Linked DNA regions of Homo sapiens: region 2 is linked to region 1. A link is an interaction called in ENCODE POLR2A ChIA-PET data of the cell type or tissue named here. Cell type or tissue: B cell. All regions are shown on one strand. Each heading gives the region's core, and the rest is flanking DNA. Links, peaks and the distances in the headings are about the cores only.

Region 1 (11,754 bases), core at 1,810-9,809:
AACATGATATTTCCTTTTTAATTTCAGAGATTCCTAACCAATGAAAGCATTAAGTGTTCTGTACATTGTTTGTAATACAACAAATGAGATGTATCACACTGGAAATTCTCTGAAGACAAGGAAGGAAAAGCTCCAGAGTGCAAGCCTCAGGTGATCAGAAACAAGAAATGGAGAAGTCCAGATCCCACACATACCTCAGGCCTGATGCATTCACCGGCAAAACAGAAATCAACATGTGACACGCTTGCCAAAATCACATCATCTGCCGTTCTAGATATTTCTTCCAGCGTACTGCAAGACCTGAAAACTTTTTATTTTTTTTTGGTGAGACACGGTCCCAGCTCTGTCACCCAGGCTGGAGTGCAGTGGCGCAATCTCAGCTCACTGCAACCCCGCCTCCCAGGCTCAAGTGATCCTCCCACCTCAGCATCCAGAGTAGCTGGGACAACAGGCATACGCCACACACCCTGCTAATTTTTGTAGAGAAGGGGTTTCACCATGTTGCCCAGGATGGTTTCAAACTCCTGGACTCAAGAGATCCACCCATCTCACCCTACACTCCCCTCCAAGAGCTGGGATTATAGGCATGAGCCATGACACCTGGCCCTGAAAACTTTAAATATACATGTAGAATACCACCAATTCATACTAAAATACCCACTCATCTTTCTTCTTCCAAGCTCCCAAGAGCTGTTCCACAGAACGGGATTGTATTCTGGTGGATGATTTGGCTAAGCCGAGTGATGAGGGCAGAGAGGACAATAATTGTTATTTTACTGAACAGCAGAGTTATGAAACCAAGAACAGTACAGTAGTTAAAACTAAGAACCCTGAAGACCAACAGGCCTGGATTTGAGTTGGGAAGAGATGGACAGCTCTCCAAAAAGGCACAAACAATTGAAGGATGGATACCATGGCATATGTTAAAAGCATATTGAAAGGAAAATAAGAAAGCCAGGAATCTCAGGATGAATCAGTCTAGATCTAGATCAGATGGTGGTGGTGACGAAACCTTATCTCAAGACCGTAATCATTTGTGAAAATGGGAGAAGATGGCAGCAAGAGCATCTCCACAGAGAAGAGGCCTGAGAACTCGATGAAGATTATCGGCTTATGAGAGGACCATAATCTTTTAGGCTCCCCTAGAGAAATAACATCAGAAGAACTGCAACAGTGGTTAGATGGGGTCAACAAACAACTAGCATCTCAGCCTGACTCGAGAAATGGAACAAACTGGCCGGACACCGTGACTCATGCCTGTAATCCCAGCACTTTGGGAGGCTGAGTGGGTGGATCACGAGGTCTGGAGTTCAAGACCAGCCTGGCCAACATGGTGAAACCCCATCTCTACTAAACAGATATAAAAAATTAGCCGGGTGTGGTGGCACATGCCTGTAATACCTAATCCCAGCTACTCAGGAGGCTGAGGCAGGAGAATCGCTTGAATCTGGGAGGCGGAGTTTGCAGTGAGCCGAGATCATGCCATTGCACTCCAGCCTAGGCAGCAAGAGTGAAACTCCATCTCAAAAAAATAAAATGAAATAAAGAAATGGAACAAATTACAGAGACTCAGAAGTCCCCAGAGAAAGTTCAAATGAATATTCTCTTCTAGCATAGTTGAACACCTTTCGGGGCACAGGAAATGCAACTCAAAGTGGACAAAATGGGAATCAAAATTGGAGAGCTGTGAGTCGAACAAACTCGAACAGTGGAGAGTTTCGGTTTAGTTTGGAAATCCACATAAATCATGAAAATAGAGGATCTGAAATTCATGGAGATTATACAAACATTCCACTTTCAGATAGTAACAGAGATCATATTACAAATAGGCAACAAAGGTCATCTAGTCCTGTGGCTAGGCGAACAAGAAGCCAAACCTCAGTGAATTTCAATGGTGGTAGTTCCAACATTCTAAGGACTAGGCTTGCTTCAAGGGGGAAAAATTCAGCTGAAGGATCTTTCTCAACAGTAGGAAGATTAAAAAATGGAACTGGGGGATCAGCTGGCATTCCCAGAGCTAGTGCTTCACGCACTAATTTCAGTAGTCACACAAACCAGTCGGGTGGCAGCTAACTCAGGCAAAGGGAGGCACAACAGTTTAAAGCAGCACATGTTTGGGAAAATGGGGCTAGATATAATGTTACAGTGAGAAATACAAACCAAAGATTAGGGCCAATAAGATCTACTATAAGTAGCCGAAGCTGTTCACCAATTCAGAGACACAGTGGCACTGTTTGTCATAATTCACAAAGGGAAAGTAGACCAGTACAGCAAACCACTAGAAGATCTGTCAGGAGGAGAGGTATAACTCAAGTCTTTTTAGAGCAAGATAGAGAACACAGAGGTACTGCATATACCCCATTCTCTAATTCAAGACTTATGTCAAGAATAACAGTAGAAGAAGAATCCAGCAGATCCTCAACTGCTGTACTACGACATCCAACAATCACACTGGACCTTCAAGTGAGAAGGATCCATCCCGGAGAAAATAGAGATCAGGACAGTATTGCAAACAGAACTCATCCAGAGTAGGGCTAACAGAACATACAGTCACTATTCAAAGCAATAGTGGGGGCTTCTGCCGAATCATTTCTCGTTTAGAGCGGTCACGTATTCAAACCTATGTTAGTACCATAATTCTTCCTAGGATTTCTGAGAACGAGCTTGTTGAGCCATCATCAGTGGCTCTTCGGTCAATCTTAAGGCAGATTATGACTGGGTCTGGAGAATCTAGTACTCTAAGGGAGGGTTCAACCACTAGAGAGAAGCTCTGGTTCTCCAAGTCAGAGCTTCAGAGAAATGGTCAGCATTTACCAGAGATGCATTGAGAACTGAGTAACCTTAGGTACAGTTACTGACAGCAGCCAGCACAGGGAACGGGACAGGCAGGCCCAAGGAGACAGCACTGAAATGCATGGTGTAAATGAGACCACCCAGCCTCATACCTGAAACAGTGACAATAGGGGTAGCATGTAGTTGCAAAATTCAAATGATTTAGTCAAACTGGAAAACTACTATTCTTCCCCTTGCTTTTTTTTTTTTTTTTTGAGATGGAGTCTCACTCAGCCACCCAGGCTGGAGTGCAGTGGTGCGATCTTGGCTCACTGCAATCACCGTCTCCCGGGTTCAAGCTATTCTCCCATCTCAGCCTCCCGAGTAGCTGGGATTACAGGAACCCGCCATCATGCCTGGCTGATTTTTGTATTTTAGTAGACATGGGGTTTCACCATGTTGGCCAGGCTGGTCTTCAACTCCTGACCTCAGGTGATCCGCCTGCCTCGGCCTCCCAAAGTGCTAGGATTACAGGCAAGAGCCACCACGCCCGCCTGAATACATGATTTAACCAAAGAGCAGACTGACAATCTTTCCACCCAGCGCTAGAGCATAACAGTATTGATAGTGAACCAGGTAAAATCTGTAGTGTTTGTATCAGTGACCACATAACTGGAAACAAGCTCAGGCAATTACCTTGCAGGCATGAATTTCATATTCATTGTACTGACCGATGGCTCTCAGAGAATTTCACTTGTCCGATCTGTCAGCAGCCTGTTTTAGGGTCCAACATAGCAAACAATGGGTAAAAGTGATGGGATCTACTCAAATATTGTATTTTAGTAGAACTGAATGTTCAAGCATTGTTTTGCTGAGTTACTTGTGATGAGCTAACTAGGATGAAAAATAACAGATTATATATAGTTTGAACTATTTTTGCGTGCTTTTTAAAACTTGTTATAAAGAGGAAATTTATATAACATTTAAAATACAAACATTAAATTATCCAGAAACACAAAATAATTAACATTGCTAGAACCAAATAACCTCTAAAATGTTTTTATTTTGGTAATTTTCTCATGCTAAGCACTTTTGTATCTGCACAATTCAATAGGTTAAAAACCAATCTTCTTTTCCTTAATAGCACAGCAGACTTTACTTTCAAGTTTCATAGGCTTAGTATTTATGTCTAGACATTTCTATCTAAATAAGCTTTTCATTAACTTTTTACGAATAATACCTTTTCATGAGAGTATGTGGCTGAATGTGTGCTATACATGTTATTTGAAATGTTAAATTTAATATACAGCATATCATATATGTATAGTTATATAATTCTAAGGTTAAAATATTCAGTGTACAAGTTTGGTTCTTATTTAAGCTTTTGGGCTAATACTGCGTATGGCACAATGTTTAATACTGGCAAGATCATCTCAGAGAGAAAAGGGATTCGGATATAATTTTAATATAGAGATAATTTACTGAAACATCTCTGACAATCTGACTTATTAGAAAGCAAGCAATATATAATACTGAACAAGTATTTATTCAGTAATGGAAAATTTAGGACATACAGGTTATTTAACTTGTGTTCAGCCTTTCTGTAACTTTTTTGAAAGTGCAAACAATTCTTTGGATTATTAAATAAGGTATACAATATGCATGGTTTCTCAAATTTAGTGTTAAAATCTAAAAAAAGTCTATAAAGAATCGATTGCATAGATAATACTTTAAGTTCACTTGGAGGCTAAATATTTCCAATGAAAACAAAAACCTTTAAGAGAATGCAGTTTATATAAATACAAAGTATGCATTGATGATCTATTTCTACCAATAAACATTAAAACAAACAAACCAAAAAATCTCAGATTTCACAACTGTAGGAAGAGCTAGACTTACAGAGATGTTTATTTAACCACCACCACTACCTTCAGGTGAACTGGCTGCATCTCCACAACATTCTGAGACATCAACTTTGAAATGATAGCTCACTGAAGGAGTTTCTTTTCTAGCAAAAGGCAAATCTGTCTTTCCCAAGCCAAAGAAAATCCAAACAAAAATCACCAAGCCTCCTGCCTGCTTGACATAATTCCACCATTGCCTGAGCCTGTGCAAAATGGGGCCAATAATGACTTGCTTCAGGCTTGTCATGATGAGATAGTACACAGAAAACACACAGCTCTATGCCTGGCATAAAATGGTTTTTCAAAGTTAAACTATTTTTTATCATTATTCCTCAGATTCCAATCCCCTAAAAATTATTTTCCAAGTTTACTCCTATTTTGCTCATTCCCTAAGGATCACTATAAGTAAGCGTGGAAGAAGAAGAGTGTCCTGCTCTGTAAGTAAGAAACAACTCCAGACAAGAGATTCCTTAAGGTATTATCTGCTTCCAGGGTGTGATTCAAAGGTTTAAGCCCATGCCAATCATTTCATGACTGCAAGTCTGCTATGGCAACACACTTATACAGCCAAATTCTCAGCAGAATCAATTCCTTTTATCAAAGGTACTATTAAATCAAAACAAAACCACCTGATTTGCATTTATTCACCTTTCTCTAAGTTATCCAATGGGAATGTTTAAAAAAAAAAAAGGAATACAGTTAAAGGGGAAAGAAAAACAAAACTGGCTTCTAAAAAATAACACAGCCATTATATTGAGATGCATTTCGCTCCAGGCCATAAAACATTTATCCCTTGGTAAGGCTGCTCTATGAACACAGGCTTTTTTTTTCCAAAAGTGACACGGGGGTCCGTGTGGGGCATTAGTTATTACTGTTGCTGACTATTATGAAAATCAACTTTTTTCCTCTGCATTTACGTCTGTGTGTATCACACGACAACCCAGAAGACAGATCGGTAAACTTGCCAACAACAAGAAATAAAATAAGCAATAAAATCAACAACAGAATTAAATTACACTGACAAGTTAGAATGCTGGGTTTGAAAATCAACATAAAATTGGAAGTTCAACAGTTTTTTTTCTTTTTAATGGGGAAATGTGTTTGGAGGCAGGCACAGAAATGTTTGCTGACTGTGTCATATGAACCACTGTAAGTGACAAAAAGGTGTGGTAGTCTTAGGCTGCATTAACAAATGTACAATTTCCAGATCACAGGAAATTAAAGTCTCACTACACTCAAAACTGGCCACACTATATCTGGAGAACTAGATGAGTTCTTTATTAACACACTTTAAGAAGGACATTGATAAATCAGAGCGCATCCCATAATGAGAAAGGGGTCCAGTTCTGGGGACCATGGTCAAGAAGTTCCCCAGGCCAGGCATGGTGGCTCACGCCTGTAATCCCAACACTTTGGGAAGCTGAGGCAGGAGGAGTTTGAGACCAGCCTGGGCAACAAAGTGAGACACCATCTCTTAAAAAAAAAAAAAAAAATTTTTTTTTTTTTTAATTAGCCAGGCACGGTGGCGCACGCCTGTAGTCCCAGCTACTTGGGAAGCTGAGGTGGGAGGATGGCTTGAGCCCAGGAGTTTGAGGCTGTAATGAGCTGTGATCAAACCACTGCTCTTCAGCCTGGGTGACAGCATGAGATTGTCTCAATAAATAAAAATAAGAAATAAAAGACTCCTAATCTCTGGAGATAAACAAAGCCTAGACGACCCTCTGCAGAAGAAGCCAAAAGGAGATATGTGGCCTAATCCCAATTCTAAGATTTCATGCACCTGGGGACTATTATCATCTCATAGCCTGATAGTACCACCAACAGAAAACAGGCCAGGAATGTGATCAAAGCTCTTAAAAACTAATACTGCTTAAAAAAAAAAAAAAAAAAAAAAGATCACTCAGGACATTCCTAAGAGCAAAGAGAAATATGTTACTACAGGAGTTTCATGAAAACTTACCCAGAAATTGCAGCAATGCTTTGCTTTATAACATCTAAAAATTGTGCTTGCCTATCTCATCCAATCACTTATAACATGTGTTGTAAGTGATCAGTTCTGATTCATACCACATGATAAGAACAGCACTCTGACTAAAGGGGGTGGGGTGGGAACCCCAGGGCCAGAGCACTCATCTCATCATAAACTAAATGGTAGCTAGCCAGGCAACTTGGCGGGGGGAGGTGACAGATGACACTGCATAGGAATTTAATACTTTTTAAAGTTTATCAAGTCCACTCAAATTATTTTTTTGGAAATTTTGAGAGTATATGGAATCAACCACTCCCCCAACCTGGAATCATTTTTGGTAAGCATGTAATGGAACATGGAATTACAATTTTCAAGGAGAGTATTTCGAGTAATGAAAATAACTGTCTCACTGGGAATTATGCATATAGTTTTTTATGTATATAACACAGAATATTTCTGGAAATCCATCAGATAGAAAATTTAACAATATACATTGCAATATTAAAATCTGTTTTCTACAGCTCTTTGCCAACCAATCATAAAACATGGTTTTGGATGCTAGGTAAAAGTAACAAAAAGTCTAGTAATATAAAAAGTTTTGATTGGATAAATGTAAGTCAGTAGAAATGAAAGTACTTTTTATTGTGAGAGATTAAGTGGATTATTAGTGAAGACAAAAGTCCCTAACACTTTAATGCAATGGAATTACCACACTCAGTTGAGAAAAACACAAATTAACATATTATGTTAATCTGGATTCAACGTGGGGAAAAAAGAGGAAATAAAAGCATTATCTAACTACCACAAATGTGGCATGTTGATAATTTATTGTGACCTAGAATATGACATGCACAAATATACTAATGATTGAGTACTAAATTCATCATCCAAAAACTCTAACTCAAGGGTCTCTTTCTCCACCTAAAGAAAATAAAAATAAATATGGGTATCAACAATTTTATACTGCTTGTGGTCTCCAATGCTGATGGATTACTTTTCAGCATATCCAGCAAATTCTAAGTACTGCTCAGTTTAAGTGTCCACAATTTCCCACTGTTAACACTGAAGACAGCAAGAGCAGAAAATTCGTATGTGGCCCGGTAGAAAATTCTGCTATAAAACAGAGGTTTTTTTTACAATAATCCGTTATTAGCTTAGACTCAATTACAAAGAGAGTCTAGGCTGCTCTGCCTTTGGAGTAGTCATTCTTTATTCCTTTATTTTAATAAACTTGCTTTCACTTTAAAAAAAAAAAAAAAGTTTAATTTTCCACAGGGTGGGAATGTGATTATATGATCTTGTAATTTTACATAAGGCAATAAGCACTCTAAAATATTTTAGGTATAAGTCAGAGGAAAACATGGCATATGATAGGTAATGACTTTCCTCTTACCATGTGAAAGCAGGCCTTGGCACACACATTTTCAAAAGCAATCCAAGGCAGTATAGTTTATCAATCCTACTTTATAGATTCTTAAATTCAAACAAAAGAGTTTTAAATTATGAACCAGGTCCCTGACCAGGGACCAGGATAAAGTCATCTTTGTCTTCACTACATTTTATTTTATCTTATTTTATTTATTTTTTGAGTCAAGGTCTTGCTATGTTGCCCAGGCTGGTCATGAACTCCTGGATCAAGCCAACCTCCCACCTCAGCCTCCCAAAGTGCTGGGATTACAGGTGTGAACCACCATGCCCAGCCTTACTTTTTATTTAAAACCTAAGGCTATTTAAGAAAACATCTAATATATGACATATTCTATTTAAATAGAACAACAGAATAACAAATCCTAGCCAGCAGACATTCTGATAAGAGGATATATTTTTAACTAATTCCACTTCTCAAAACATTGTAAAAGCTTAAAAGGATTCAATATTCACAAGTCTCCTGACAAAGCAACCAAGTAAGGCACTGGTCTCAGGCAGTTGTGATGTTTTAAAATAAGTGATAAACAGTTTACAACACTGAAAGCCTAATGACCTCTAAAGCTGTCCTGCTGGTGAGACAGCTCATGCCCCACACTGAAATGTTCTCTAGTCAGACTTCATAAAAGAAAGTATAGATGCATTTTTGCATTCCAGAGGTTACTGCATGTTACTAAACATGCCTAAATTTTCTTTCCTATATAGAAGATTCAGAGGTAACTCCTTGCACTTGATAAACTGTTACACACCTACAGAAATGATAACTAGGCTACATAACAAAGTTGGTAAGTTCCACCAATACCTCCCCTTTCAAAACCCGTCCTTAAAGTGAACGTCTCCATATGCTCTCTCATTGGGGAAAGATGCCTAGTTTCACTTGCAAAGACACTGGCCCATGAACTTCCCTAAACTAGGTCCATCAGACACTGCCCCGATGATACCAGTCTCAATTCCTTAAAGCTAGAGAACAAACATTCCTCCATCTAAAGCTATGAACAAGTACCCAAGGGTGACTTTATTGGCAACTGCCCTACATGCACTGAATTTCAGTCTGGCCACTGGGTCCCAAACTCCTAAAATTTCACAACCTTTTTCTAAGTAGTTACCATCAGGGCTATCACAGTGTGCAGAAAGAAGAAATGTATGCATAACAATTCCTGGACATACAACAGCCCTTTCCCAGTTTTATCTTTAAACCTCCCTGCTCTTTATTTAATTTTCCAGAACACAAGCATTAGAACACTGCAATCACCTTTGCTTCTTTTCCAGGTCCATCCCTATCCAAGCAATTTTACCAACAATTCCCCCAACCACGGCTTCCACCAACCTAAGCCTGTGGGAATCAGAGCACAAAGTCCACTGCCTCCAACTTCCTCCCCACCACCTGTATCCACCTCACTCACAACTGTTCATTTTTCCCAAACCCAGATAGATCACATTCACACACCTGCTAAAACCTCAAAACCCTTGGACACTTTAAAAATAGTTGGTCTGGCTTCTTCCAAGGTGTCAATGGCATGAAAGACTGAGAAATGCTGAGGAAATGTTCAAAGCAAAGGTAACTCAAGAAAGGTAATGCTCAAATGCACTGTATAACCCTGTACTGGATTCTGTATGAGGAGAAAAATGTCCTTGCTACTAAGGAGATTATTAGGAGACTGACAAAACTGGAACATGAAATAAAAAATACTGTATTAACAATAACTTTCCTGGCCAAGCGTGGTGGCTCATGCCTGTAATCCCAGCACTTTGGGAAGCCAAGGTGGGCAGGTCATCTGAGGTCGGGAGTTCGAGACCAGCCTGGCCAGCATGGTGAAACCCCATCTCTACTAAAAACACCAAAATTAGCCAGGCATGGTGGCAGGCGTCTGTAATCCCAGCTACTCGGGAAGCTGAGACAGGAGAATCGCTTGAACCCGGGAGGCAGAGGTTGCAGTGAGCCAAGATCGCGCCATTGCACTCCAGCCTGGGCAACAGAGTGATACTCCGGCTAAAAAAAAAAAAAAACAAACAAACAACAGTAACTTTCCTGAATGTGAATGCTGTACTACAGATCCATAATAGACTATTCTTGTTCTCTGGAAATACACATTGAAGCATTAAGGAATACAGCAGCATCACTCATAAAAGCTACCCTTGACTGGGTTGGCAGGGGAACCGTGTGTGTGTGCACAAATCTATGTACCTACAAATACAGACATATACACATGTATACATATATACATACATAAAGGATGCAAGCAAATTATCAAAATGTCAAAAACTGGTGAATCTGGGTAACGGGTACATAAAAGTTTTTTTTTATTCTTCAAACTTACCACTTGAAAAAATTTCAAAATAAAAAATTTTTTTTAAAAAGCCCTTCTTGGGGGCAGGAGTAAACTTTTCAGGGTGATGAATAATGTTCGTTCTCGAGCGTGGTGATGTTTCACAAGCATACCCATGTCAAAACTTACCAAACTGTACATTCTAAATATGTGCAGATTATACATCAGCTATTCCTCAAAAGAGCTGTTTACACACACACACACACACACACACACACACACACCCCGTGAGGGTTTCAGTCTTCCCGGGCACTCTCGCAACTTGTCTGGACAAACCTTGTCACTGTACAACCCCCTCATCCCTTTCTGCACTTTTCACCCTTCCCCTCCCCAGTCCCAAAGAACTCACCATGCTACCTGAGTCCGTCCTCTTCAGCTTTTTTGTTCACGCTACTACCACTTCCTAGAAAATGTATAGTGGAATCGACTCATACGATCTAGACCCAAATCTCAGTTGCACCAAGCCACACTCTCAAAGCCAAGTTTCCTCATCTGTGAAATGGGGACATGGCCAACCTACTGACAGAAGCAGATGAGACCTGGTGGGAGGTAACAATGGTATAGAAGTACTTTGAAATAATACAAAACACTACTGGGAATCATTACCTTCACACATCCAAAGCCCTGCAGGCTCAACCTTCCTCTCCAGGTTGTCCCCCAGGCACCTGCTCTGAAACAGACTCACCTCTCACTCCCCTGAATCAAACAGTAACTGTACTACTACAGACAAACTGTGAGACCACCTATGGCCTACCATGTATATTTTTACAAGTGCATCTCGGGAATAAAATACACTTACCCAAACTCCCAAAGAGCAGGACCTGTGGGTGTCCCACCTTTATGTGCCAGCCCAAAGCCTTGTTCATTCATCCTAAGACCTCAATACTTGAATTCAACAAGGGATTGAACTAGGATTGGATCACAATGGTTGAAGAGGCCCAACCAACAAATGGCAATGAATAGTTAAAACAACATGACTTTTTTTTTTTTTTTCAGACAGAGTTTCACTCTTGTTGCCCAGGCTGGAGTGCAGTGGTGCAATCTCGGCCCACTGCAACCTCCGCCTCCCGGGTTCAAGCTATTCTCCTGCCTCAGCCTCCCGAGTAGCTGGGATTACAGGCATGCGCCACCACGCCCAGCTAATTTTGTATTTTTAGTAGAGATGGGGTTTCTCCATGTTGGTCAGGCTGGTCTCGAACTCCCAACCTCAGGTGATCTGCCCGCCTCGGCCTCCCAAGGTGCTGGGATTACAGGCGTGAGCCACTGCACCCAGCCAAACAACATGACTTTTGAACTGCCTAAGATTTCACAGCCTCTAGAGGTATATCAAGTGCAGACTGACTATCCCTTATCCAAA
Region 2 (11,754 bases), core at 1,483-9,482, 200 kb before region 1:
ATCCCAGTCCCTACCCCCAACCCCCATGGGAGAGGGCACCGGGCCACAAGTTTTGGGATCAAGCCCAAGCTCTAAAAATTTCCTGCAATTTAATCATCCTGTGAGTTCCCATTTCCTCATCAGAAAGTTAGGGATACTATTAACTAGCCTCCGCACTGTTGAGAGTGGTTAAATAAAAGCAGGGTATGCAATACGGAAACACCCATATTCATAAAGCAAGTCCTTAGAGACCTACAAAGAGGCTCAGACTCCCACACAATAATAATGGGAGACTTTAACACCCCACTGTCAATATTAGACAGATCAACGAGACAGAAGGTTAACAAGGATATCCAGGACTTGAACTCAGCTCTGGACCAAGTGGACCTAATAGACGTCTACAGAACTCTCCACCCCAAATCAACAGAATATACATTCTTCTCAGCACCATATCACACTTATTCTAAAATTGACCACATAATTGGTAGTAAAACACTCCTCAGCAAATGCAAAAGAACAGAAATCACAACAAACTGTCTTTCAGACCACAGTGCAATCAAATTAGAACTCAGCATTAAGAAACTCACTCAAAACCACACAACTACATGGAAACTGAACAACCTCTCCTGAATGACTACTGGGTAAATAACAAAATGAAGGCAGAAATAAAGATGTTCTTTGAAACCAATGAGAGCAAAGACACAACATACCAGAATCTCTGGGACACATTTAAAGCAGTGTATACAGGGAAATTTATAGCACTAAATGCCCACAAGAGAAAGCAGGAAAGATCTAAAATCGACACCCTACCATCACAATTAAAAGAACTAGAGAAGCAAGAGCAAACAAATTCAAAAGCTAGCAGAAGGCAAGAAGTAACTAAGATCAGAGCAGAACTGAAAGAGATAGGGACACAAAAAACCCTTAAAAAAATCAACAAATCCAGGAGCTGGTTTTTTGAAAGATCAACAAAATACATAGACCACTAGCAAGACTAATAAAGAAGAAAAGAGAGAAGAATCAAATAGACACAATAAAAAATGATAAAGGGGATATCACTACTGACCCCACAGAAATACAAACTACCATCAGAGAATGCTATAAATACCTCTATGCAAATAAACTAGAAAATCTAGAAGAAATGGATAAATTCCTGGACACATACACCCTCCCAAGAATAAACCAGGAAGAAGTTGAATATCTGAATAGACCAATAACAGGCTCTGAAATTGAGGCAATAATTAATAGCCTACCAATCAAAAAAAAGTCCAGGACCAGACGGATTCACAGCCAAATTCTACCAAAGGTACAAAGAGGAGCTGGTACCATTCCTTCTGAAACTATTTCAATCAATAGAAAAAGAGGGAATCCTCCCTAACTCATTTTACAAGGCTAGCATCTTCCTGATACCAAAGCCTAGTAGAGACATACACAAAAAGAGAATTTTAGGCCAATATCCCTGCTGATCATCGATGCAAAAATCCTCAATAAAATACTGGTAAACCGAATCCAGTAGCACATCAAAAAGCTTATCCACCACAATCAAGTTGGCTTCATCCCTGGGATTCAAGGCTGTTTCAACATATGCAAATCAATAAATGTAATCCATCACATAAACAGAACCAATGACAAAAACCACGTGATTATCTCAATAGAAGTAGAAAAGGCCTTTGACAAAATTCAACAGCCCTTCATGCTAAAAACTCTTTATAAACTAGGTAATGATGGAATGTATCTCAAAATAATAAGAGCTACTTATGACAAACCGACAGCCGATATCATAGTGAATGGGCAAAAACTGGAAGCATTCTCTTTGAAAACTGGCATAAGACAAGGATGCCCTCTCTCACCACTCCTATTCAACATAGTGTTGGAAGTTCTGGCCAGGGCAATCAGGCAAGAGAAAAAAATAAAGGGTATTCAATTAGGAAAAGAGGAAGTCAAATTGTCTCTGTTTCCAGATAACATGATTGTATATTTAGAAAACCCCATCATCAAACCCCATCGTCTCAGCCCAAAATCTCCTTAAGCTGATAAGCAACTTCAGCAAAGTCTCGGGATACAAAATCAATGTGCAAAAATCACAAGCATTCCTATACAACAATAACAGACAAACAGAGAGCCAAATCATGAGTGAACTCCCATTCACAATTACTACAAAGAATAAAATACCTAGGAATACAACTTACAAGGGATGTGAAGGACCTCTTCAAGGAGAACTACAAACCACTGCTCAACGAAATAAAAGAGGACACAAACAAATGGAAGAACATTCCATGCTCATGGATAGGAAGAATCAATATCAAGACAATGGCCATACTGCCCAAGGTAATTTATAGATTCAATGCTATCCCCATCAAGCTACCACTGACTTTCTTCACAGAATTGGAAAAAACTACTTTAAAGTTCATATGGAACCAAAAAAAGCCCGCATAGCCAAGACAATCCTAAGCAAAAAGAACAAAGCTGGAGGCATCATGCTACTAACTTCAAACTATACTACAAGGCTACAGTAACCAAAACAGCATGGTACTGGTACCAAAACAGATATATGGACCAATGGAACAGAACAGAGGCCTCAGAAATAACACCACACATCTACAACCATCTGATCTTTGACAAACCCGACAAAAACAAGCAATGGGGAAAGGATTCCCTATTTAATAAATGGTGCTGGGAAAACTGGCTAGCCATAGGTAGAAAGCTAAAACTGGATCCGTTCCTTACACAGTATACAAAAATTAACTCAAGATGGGTTAAAGACTTAAATGTTAGACCTAACACCATAAAAACCCTAGAAGAAAACCTTTGCATGGGCAAAGACTTCATGACTAAAACACCAAAAGTAATGGCAGCAAAAGCCAAAATAGACAAATGGGATCTAATTAAACTAAAGAGCTTCTGCACAGCAAAAGAAACTATCATCAGAGTGAACAGGCAACCTACAGAATGGGAGAACATTTTTGCAATCTACCTATCTGACAAAGGGCTAATTTCCAGAATCTACAAAGAAATTCAACAAATTTACAAGAAAAAAAAAAAACCCATCAAAAAGTGGACAAAGGATATGAGCAGACATTTCTCAAAAGAAGACATTTATGCAGTCAACAGACATATGAAAAAATGCTCATCATCACTGGTCATCAGAGAAATGCAAATCAAAACCACAATGAGATACCATCTCACACCAGTTAGAATGGCGATCATTAAAAAGTCAGGAAACAACCGATGCTGGAGAGGATGTGGAGAAATAGGAATGCTTTTACACTGTTGGTGGGAGTGTAAATTAGTTCAACCATTGTGGAAGACAGTGTGGCTATTCCTCAAGGATCGAGAACTAGAAATACCATTTGACCCAGCCATCCCATTACTGGGTATATACCCAAAAGATTATAAATCATGCTACTATAAAGACACATGCACACGTATGTTTATTGTGGCACTATTCACAACAGCAAGGACTTGGAACCAACTCAAATGTCCATCAGTGATAGACTGGATTAAGAAAATGTGGCACATATACACCATGGAATACTATGCAGTCATAAAAAAGGATGAGTTCATGTCCTTTGCAGGGACATGGATGAAGCTGCAAACCATCATTCTCAGCAAACTATCACAAGGACAGAAAACCAAATGCCACATGTTCTCACTCATAGGTGGGAATTGAACAACGAGAACACATGAACACAGGGCGGGGAACATCACACCCTGGGGCCTGTTGGGGGGTGGGGAGCTGTGGGAGGGATAGCACTAGGAGAAATACCTAATGTAAATGACGAGTTGATGGGTGCAGCAAACCAACATGGCACATGTATACCTATGTAACAAACCTGCACATTGTGCACATGTACCCTAGAACTTAAAGTATCATAATAAAAAAAAAAAGCAGGGTATGATGAATAGGTTGTGATGCTTCACTTCTGTCTAGGGCTTGTCTTCACATCAGCTTTCTGTGTGATAGGTATTTCTCTAGGAATGACCTTTGGGAAACCTGATGCCTTTATCTCTATAGAGTCAGCTTAGTGAGAATTCTGAGTAACATAACACTCAGGACACTGGTGTCCCTCTGCAGCTGCCTCCTACATATTCTTCAGGACCCTTCTGGGTCTTTCAGATAGTAAGCAATGTAGTTTGGAGCACCCTGAAGTAGGCCAAATGGTCAATAGCATAGCAAGAGCCTGGCCAGACCACCAGGCAGCTACCAAAAGAAGAAAGATGGATTCTTTAAATCTCACAGCAGCTCACCCAGGAAACAATTTCACATGAGCACAGTGTGAAAAGTCTTATAGAACCAGCACTGTATCACTGGGCTAAAGTCAATCCCATTGGAACCACTGTCAACAGAGCCACCTTTGAAAACAACAGGTAGATTTAAACATAATTAACTAGGTCTATGTAATGTGGCCAAACACTAATGTGACCTATTTCACAACGCACACGGCAAAACCAAATGGATATGGTTAGAATATTTAGAGAAATTTGCTCTAAACAAACACATACTGTTCAACAATATAATTTAATGTCCAATATATTGCAAACAAGTCAAAAGGAATAGAAGATTCCAACAGCTAAATACTTACCCTTCTCTAGGAAACAGGTTAAAACTGGAGGTGTTTGTCACAGTCACGTTTGGCCCCTGTATTAGTCCATTTTCATACTGCTATGAAGAAATACCCAAGACTGGGTAATTTATAAAGAAAAAAAGGTTTCGTGAACTCACAGTTCCACATGGCTGGCGAGGCCTCACAATCAAGGCAGAAGGCAAGGGAGGAGCACAGGCACATCTTACATAGCAGAAGGAAGGACAAGTGCTGAGCAAAAGGGGGAAAAGCCCCTTAAGAAACCATTAGATCTCGTGAGAACTCACTCACTATCATGAGAACAGCATGAGGTTAACCACTCCCATGATTCAATTACCTCCCAGCAGGTCCCTCCCACAACATGTGGGGATTATGGGAACTACAATTCAAAATGAGATTCTGGTGGGGACACAGCCAAACCGTATCAGTCCTTGAACAAAAGCTCTTCTGTTCACAGGGGAAGGATGCTGAGCTGATAAAGATAGTCAGAAGAGGGTTAATTCACACCAGAAACCTCTATGCAGCAAATACTGCGTGTCAGGCATTGTGGAAGGGAGTTGCATATACTTTCTCAGTTAATTCTCACAGGACGCCATTTGCCCAATGAGGAAATCAGCTCAGAGAATTAGTGACACACCCAAGGATGCAGGGCCTGCAAGTATGGAAGTTAAGGATCTTTTTCCATTTTAACCCCACAGACTTCTTTGCAAAAGGCGGGCTTAAAATAAAGCACTTCCCACTCCGGCCAGTGTGACAAACCTCCTTGTACATGTGCAGTGGTCATAGTGTATGTGTAGTCAGGGGATGAGACTTTTTGAAAGCCTCTGGGCAGCCATTTAGGCAGCTGCCAGATAACAGGTCTACCCTAGGCATCGCCACTCAGTATGGGAAACACGGTTACTGTCTTGTCCCTGTGAAACCACAATTAAAATGGAGCTCTATGGAGTAATATTTATATTTTAGTAAGTCAAAAATGATGCCTTGCAGAGTGGACACTAGTCCTGGGGTTTCTATTACATAAGATTATCAAAATGCAATTCCAGCCAAGATGCTAGCATGGTGGTGATGAGGGTGTAAACTGACACAGACTTTTTGGTAAAAGCTATTAAAATGTAAAATATGGAAATCTTTTGAAACGATATTTTCTTACCTGAAATTTAACTATAGTAGTACCATATAGTACCCAAGGAGATATATATATATATATACACACACAAGAACATTCATTTCAGTATTGCTTATAAAAGTGAAAAATTAAGAGCAACCCACATATCCACCAATGGGAATTGGCTAAATAAATTATAGTACACACAGAAAATGTAATATTCTGCAGCCACTAAAAAATGCAAATGTGCGTTGACATGAAAAAGATGCCCAAGATATGTTGCTGAAAGGAAAAAAAGCAAACTGCAAGACAGCATGCATAAAATTATCCCATTTGTGTAAATAATAACACATATGGCTGTATATGTGTAGGGAGAAGATCTGGAAGGATATTCACCAAAATATTCACTGTGGCTATTTCTGGGGGATGGAAGTAGGAAGGTTTCTACTTTCTATTTTTTATATTTCTACTCTTTTAGAAACATATATATATATATATATATATATATATATATATATATTGTTTTTACAATTAAAAAAGTAACAAAGATTTTTGTTCTGTTTTTAGTTTGGAACTTGGTGTTTGGGATATGAGAACCTAACTCAGTATGTTCAAATCTGAAACTAGAAAGATAAAAAGAGAACTGAAAATCTCCAAGTGGTGATTCTCATATGAACCATACTTGAGAAATAACTATATATGAGTATGGATTTGTTGGTAGCCTTCAAACGCACAGCTGCCGATATACCTATTGTTGGTGATTCAAAATTTTCTTGAGATTTTTGTGGAAAACAGCAGAGTTATACTACGTTTGCATGACTCTCCTCCCTAAAATTCACTTACATGAACAAAACTGGAGTCTGTTTTTTTGGTTGGATCTGTAAGTTTTTCCATTAAACAGTCAAATTTATTTTCAAGGAGAAAATTCCATGAGAGTGTGTTTGGGGGCCTCCAGCCTTAATGTAAAGGTTCATGAGATCATATCTACAAAGCTGAACGTTTTCCAACCAATTCTGTCCCTGGACACGTCTAAAGTTTGCATATGCTGTACAATGCACAACCCCATGGAGCAATGTTAAGTGACAGTGCCTGGGGTGCACCTGTGACCTGGCAACAAAGGCCAGTACAAATAACAGATTGCTGAAAAATTAATTCACAATGAGAATGATCTATCAATTAAGTCAGCTAATACATGTGATAGCACATGAGGACCTTCTCTCCTTTGAACTAATGGCAAGTTGAGAATTATCAAAGGTTAAAAGGCAGGCATGGATTCACAACAAGAGCAGGAAGTTATGAAACCTGGGTGTGTTATGTTATTGGCCAAAACAGCCTGGTATGTCCATCTCCACAGTACAATTACATCTTCTCAAGGGCTCAGATGCTGTTCCCCCATCCAGCCAGGAGACACCCTCTCTCAAGGAAACAACCAACTACTGGCTCTTCATCTCTGTTTTTATATCCCCCTTCTGAAACACACTACCTTACAATTGATTAGATTTCTGCTGTTGCTTTGTTTACAATCATATTCTACTTCTGCCTCCATGAGCTCATTCTCTGAATCACCTGGAATCTGATTCAGATGTCTGCAAGTTCTACAGATAGACCAATTCTTACACAGCTTTCTCAGGTGGCTAATCACATCCATGGTGTGAGATTTTACTAGCTTTACTTTGAGAAGATATAGTTGTCAGAATAGGCTATAATGATGTAACAAGTACATCAAAATCACAGTGGTTTGGCAAACGATTGATTTCATGTTCTTGCAAAGTCTGACAGGAGATGGCAGGGCCCTCCTCCCTCTGGGGAGTCTGCATCCATGCCCCACTCATTCTGTGATCTACCTAGCACCACATGGCTGCAGGATCACTGCAGCAGGGGAAGACAGAGATGAGAGACAGCACTGGCTCTTAAGCACCTCAGCCAGAAGTGACACTCTGATTTCCCACTCACATTTCTTTGACCAGAGCTAGTTATGTGACCAATCTGATCGCAAAGGATGCTGGGGAATATGGTGGACCGCCAGATTATTTGGAGAGCGATAGCTGCATCTGAAACTGAGCTGCCCTATTTACAGGTTTTGAAAAGCACTTTACTCTCACCCCCTTCTACCAGCAATAGCTGTAATCAGAGGGTATTGATGCTCCAGAACGGCTCTCTTGGCCCCTTCCTAATTTTACTTATCAACGTGCTTCAAATCATCTACTGCGAGTCTAAAAATCTGGCTTAAACTTGGATACAGAGTAAGATGCAGCTTCGTCCTTGAGAAGCGCCTAATCTAATACCAGAGACAGTATGTTAATAAAAATAATATGATCATGCTATTTGACTATAACACAAAACACACAATACATACAAAGATACAATATAAATATATATAATACAGTTGGCCCGTTGCATCTAAGGGTTCCACATCTGTGAATTCAACCAACTACAGATGGAAAAATAGTCAAATAAATAAATAAAAACAATTTAAAAATATAAATTTTTAAAATACAGAATAACAACTATTTCCATAGCCTTTGCATTGTGTTAGGTACTGTAAGTAATCTAGAGATGATTTAAAGTATGTGAGAGGAAGTGCACAGGTTACATGAAATGACTACAGCATTTTATATAAAGGACTTGAGCATCCTCAGATTTTGGTATGTGCAGGGGGTTCTGGAACCAATCCCCCAAGGATACCAAGGGACAGCTGTATATATTTAGAGATCTAACTTGTTACAAAGAAGAATTAGATGAAGACTAGACTAAACGTACAAGTCAAGTTTTATTAGAGAAATAATTCCATTGTGAAGAATTGGGGATGTGAACTTCGAGACGGCAGAATTTTAATTATATTTCAAAAGGCTCTTGAAAAGTAGGGAAGCATGAAAGAGCATGAACCAAGTCAGGGGATGTGAGATTTGTGGTATCACGGGGTGGTTGAGTGGGGAAGACTGGTTTGATGTGTCTGGGTCGTAGATTAACAAGCAGGGAAGGAAATGGCTGGAGATGGATGGGCAAGGTAGGTTGAGGCCTTGAGGGCCACAGGCTGGCTTGGACTTTAGTCTAAAGACAATGGGACATATTGTTGGTCTGGGACAAAGGAAAATAACTAAACCTCCTTTAGAAAGATAACTCAGGTAGCAGAGTTGAGACTTATTGCAGAGGCTGCAGAGAAGGCATTTATTCCTGACATCCATCTCCTGCCAGTAACTTCCCCAGGTTGAACCTCCTGAAGTACCCATGGCCACTGAACTTTTCCAGATGTCCACATCCTGGACACAGCAGTTACTCATCCAAACAACTCCCTCTTCCTCTACCACGCTCAATGCATCAGCAAATGCTGTTGGCTCTGCCTTCAGAACAAATCCCAAATCTGACCACTCACTCTCAGCTCCTCCACTACACCCTAGTCAAAGCTGCCACCCTCCCTCAGAGTGATCCTTGAAGAACCTAAGTCATTTGTATCTCTTCTTTTGTTTGTTATTTACTTTTCAAACATATATTTTAGGTTAAAAAATAAATAAAACTAGCCGGGTGCAGTGGCTCACGCCTGTAATCCCAGCACTTTGGGAGGCCGAGGCAGGCAGATCACGAGGTCAGGAGATCGAGACCATCCTGGCTAACACGGTGAAACCCCGTCTCTACTAAAAATACAAAAAATTAGCCGGGCGCGGTCGCGGGCGCCTGTAGTCCCAGCTACTCAGGAGGCTGAGGCAGGAGAATGGCGTGAACCCGGGAGGCGGAGCTTGCGGTGAGCCGAGATGGCGCCACTGCAGTCCGGCCTGGGTGACAGAGCGAGACATCGTCTCAAAAAAATAAATAAATAAAATAAATAAATAAATAAATAAAACTGTTGGGAGTGGTATGGTATTTTTTCAAGGATTTTTTAATTTATTTTTTATTTCAATGGGTTTTTAGGGAGCAGGTGGTGTTTGGTTACATGAATAAGTTCTTTAGCGGTGATTTCTGAGATTTTGTTGTATATCTGCTTTTGAAAAATGTCTGTACACAAAAAGCCCATAATTCATCACTACGCAAATATTCATGTAACGAAACTGCACTTGTACCCTTTAAATGTACACGCAAAAAAAGAAAGAATCTTTCAGAGCTCCAAGCCCCCAGTAGCTTTCCATCACACTCAGAATGAAATGCAAAGTAGCTGCCTGATCTTCATCCTTGCAGCCTGGCTGACCCTGGCTGGCCCACCCCACCCTCCACCTCACCCTGCTCCAGCCACACTGACCCCCCAGCTGCTCCTTCCACTCCAAGCCTGCTCTCATCTCAAGGCTTCAGAATGAGCTGTTTGTTCCCTGTCCCTTTGGTCGGCCCACATCAGAGAGGTCCTCGCTGAGCCTCCTGCTAAAGAGTAGCCCTTCCCATGCACCGCTGACCGTACAGGGCCCCCAGAGGCTTCCACTCTCTGAGCCCTCAGCCCTGCCTGCATTTGCAGGCCTCCACCATGCCTGGCGCACAGCAAGCCTGCAGTAAACATGATGCATGTTCCATCATGCAGTTAATGAAGGGCAAATTCGGACCACCAAATGGAATTAAAACTAGTCTAATCTGCTAAGAGCCACACAGCCGCTATTCCTCCCTCATAGACCCTAACATATCTCTCAGACCATGTTATCGTCCAACATTTCTACTAAAGTTAATTCAGGCCCAGGGTTGAGGCCCCTGCCTCCTAGTTAGGACACGAGCATTTAACAAGAGCAGTCAGAAGCCAAAGGGACCTGGGAGTCCACAAAGCCATATCAGCTACACGGCAGGTACCAGCCCTGTGCCTGTTTCAGGGCTGGTGGGGTGGGAGGTGGCGTAGGAGGTGGCGGAGAAGACCCCAGCGCCCTTGCCAGACAGCTGGGTGTTGAGGCCTGTGTGCTCCCTGCAGCCAGTCAGGCACCTCTCAGACCTCGTCAGTTTTTCCCATAAGTAAAATGAGGGGTGCAGCGCCTGTGCCCAGTGTTCTTACAGCTGTAGAACTAAGCAATGGGCAGCGGGTGTGCAGCAAAGGTGTAGGACAGGCCCACCGAGGGGCAGGCAGTCCCTCCTCGCACGGGGCTCCCCTTCTCAGGAGTGCGATGGCTCATGCTTCTGGGAATGTGGTGGGGAAAAGCTCACTTGGAATCTCTTTGAGAGCCACGGAATGGTTCCTAGGAAGCCGTGGAAGTTCACATCCTGCTTGACAAATTCTTTTAAGTTTAACAAGGGTAATGGAGGGATATGTAGCCATTAACCCAGTAAATGAGGAACAGTGCCTTTTGTCAGTGCCATTTTATACTAAGCCATTTCTTCAGAAGCTGAACTCTTAACCTCAATACTTCATTATTTCTCTTGTTAAGATATTACGACAAAAGATGGAGATCAAATACAACTAGCAGATGCCTTAGAGTGAGCTCTAGCCAAGATGGCTGCCAACTGTAATGGTTCTTTGAAAACTGAAGGGGGGAATTTGCTACATTTGATAGAAATCAGCACAAATAAGCTATAACCTGGTTGTTCTTTTCAAAGTGTTCCTCCCACGCCCCCACGTAGGGCTTAGAGCATATGTCTCCATTCTGACTATGTATGAGAGTCACCTAGAACACTGTGGTGTCAGCAGAGATTCATGATTTAATTGGTGTAGGGTGTGGTCTCACACCTGGCTAGAAAATGCAGCCCTGATAAACGTACCCCTATGTTCACACCTGTGTTGGGACAGCCAAGACCACTCCTCTTCCCCATTCTTAGGGCTATTCCCCAACCTTCAACCCCCAATGCCCCACCACCATGCTCCATCAAAGGGCTTGTGTGCTGGCTTCCCTGGGCACACTCATCTTCTTCTGGCTGCCCTGACGGAAACTTTGTCATAGTGATTCTGAAAGAACACAGCCAAGCTCCCTGGCTGCCATTTATTTGGGCGACTGGAAGCTGAGAAGGAAAAAAAATAGGGCAAGAGGAGAAAGTTTTACTTCTGCCCCACCATCCTGTCTATCCACACAACTCATTTTAACAACGACATTGCCACATTTATTCTGCCATTTGTCTCCTACAAAGGATATGTCATTTTCAGCTACAAATAACAGTGATCTACATTAGCCTATGAGAAGTTTATGATCATGC

Evidence for each region. Peaks named below come from ENCODE experiments on the same cell type or tissue, not always from the same donor. Only the 100,000 strongest peaks of a DNase experiment are listed, where the experiment ranks them.
Region 2: POLR2A ChIA-PET joins it to region 1 with 11 read pairs; 2 of 35 experiments call an interaction of 5 or more read pairs at or near these places.

Annotation. Positions count from the first base shown.
Region 1 is chr13:40,617,770-40,629,523 of GRCh38, forward strand. All of the region lies in intron 1 of FOXO1 (forkhead box O1), which reads right to left. It also overlaps the pseudogene RLIMP1. Among named protein-coding and RNA genes, the nearest start is that of FOXO1, 43 kb to the right of the region's middle. In B cell, for the core only: no CTCF peak of the experiment used is centred there; a DNase peak (open chromatin) is centred at 8,972; H3K27ac peaks cover 3,921 bases.
Region 2 is chr13:40,415,522-40,427,275 of GRCh38, forward strand. All of the region lies in intron 6 of LINC00598 (long intergenic non-protein coding RNA 598), which reads right to left. Among named protein-coding and RNA genes, the nearest start is that of LINC00598, 60 kb to the right of the region's middle. In B cell, for the core only: no CTCF peak of the experiment used is centred there; a DNase peak (open chromatin) is centred at 6,340.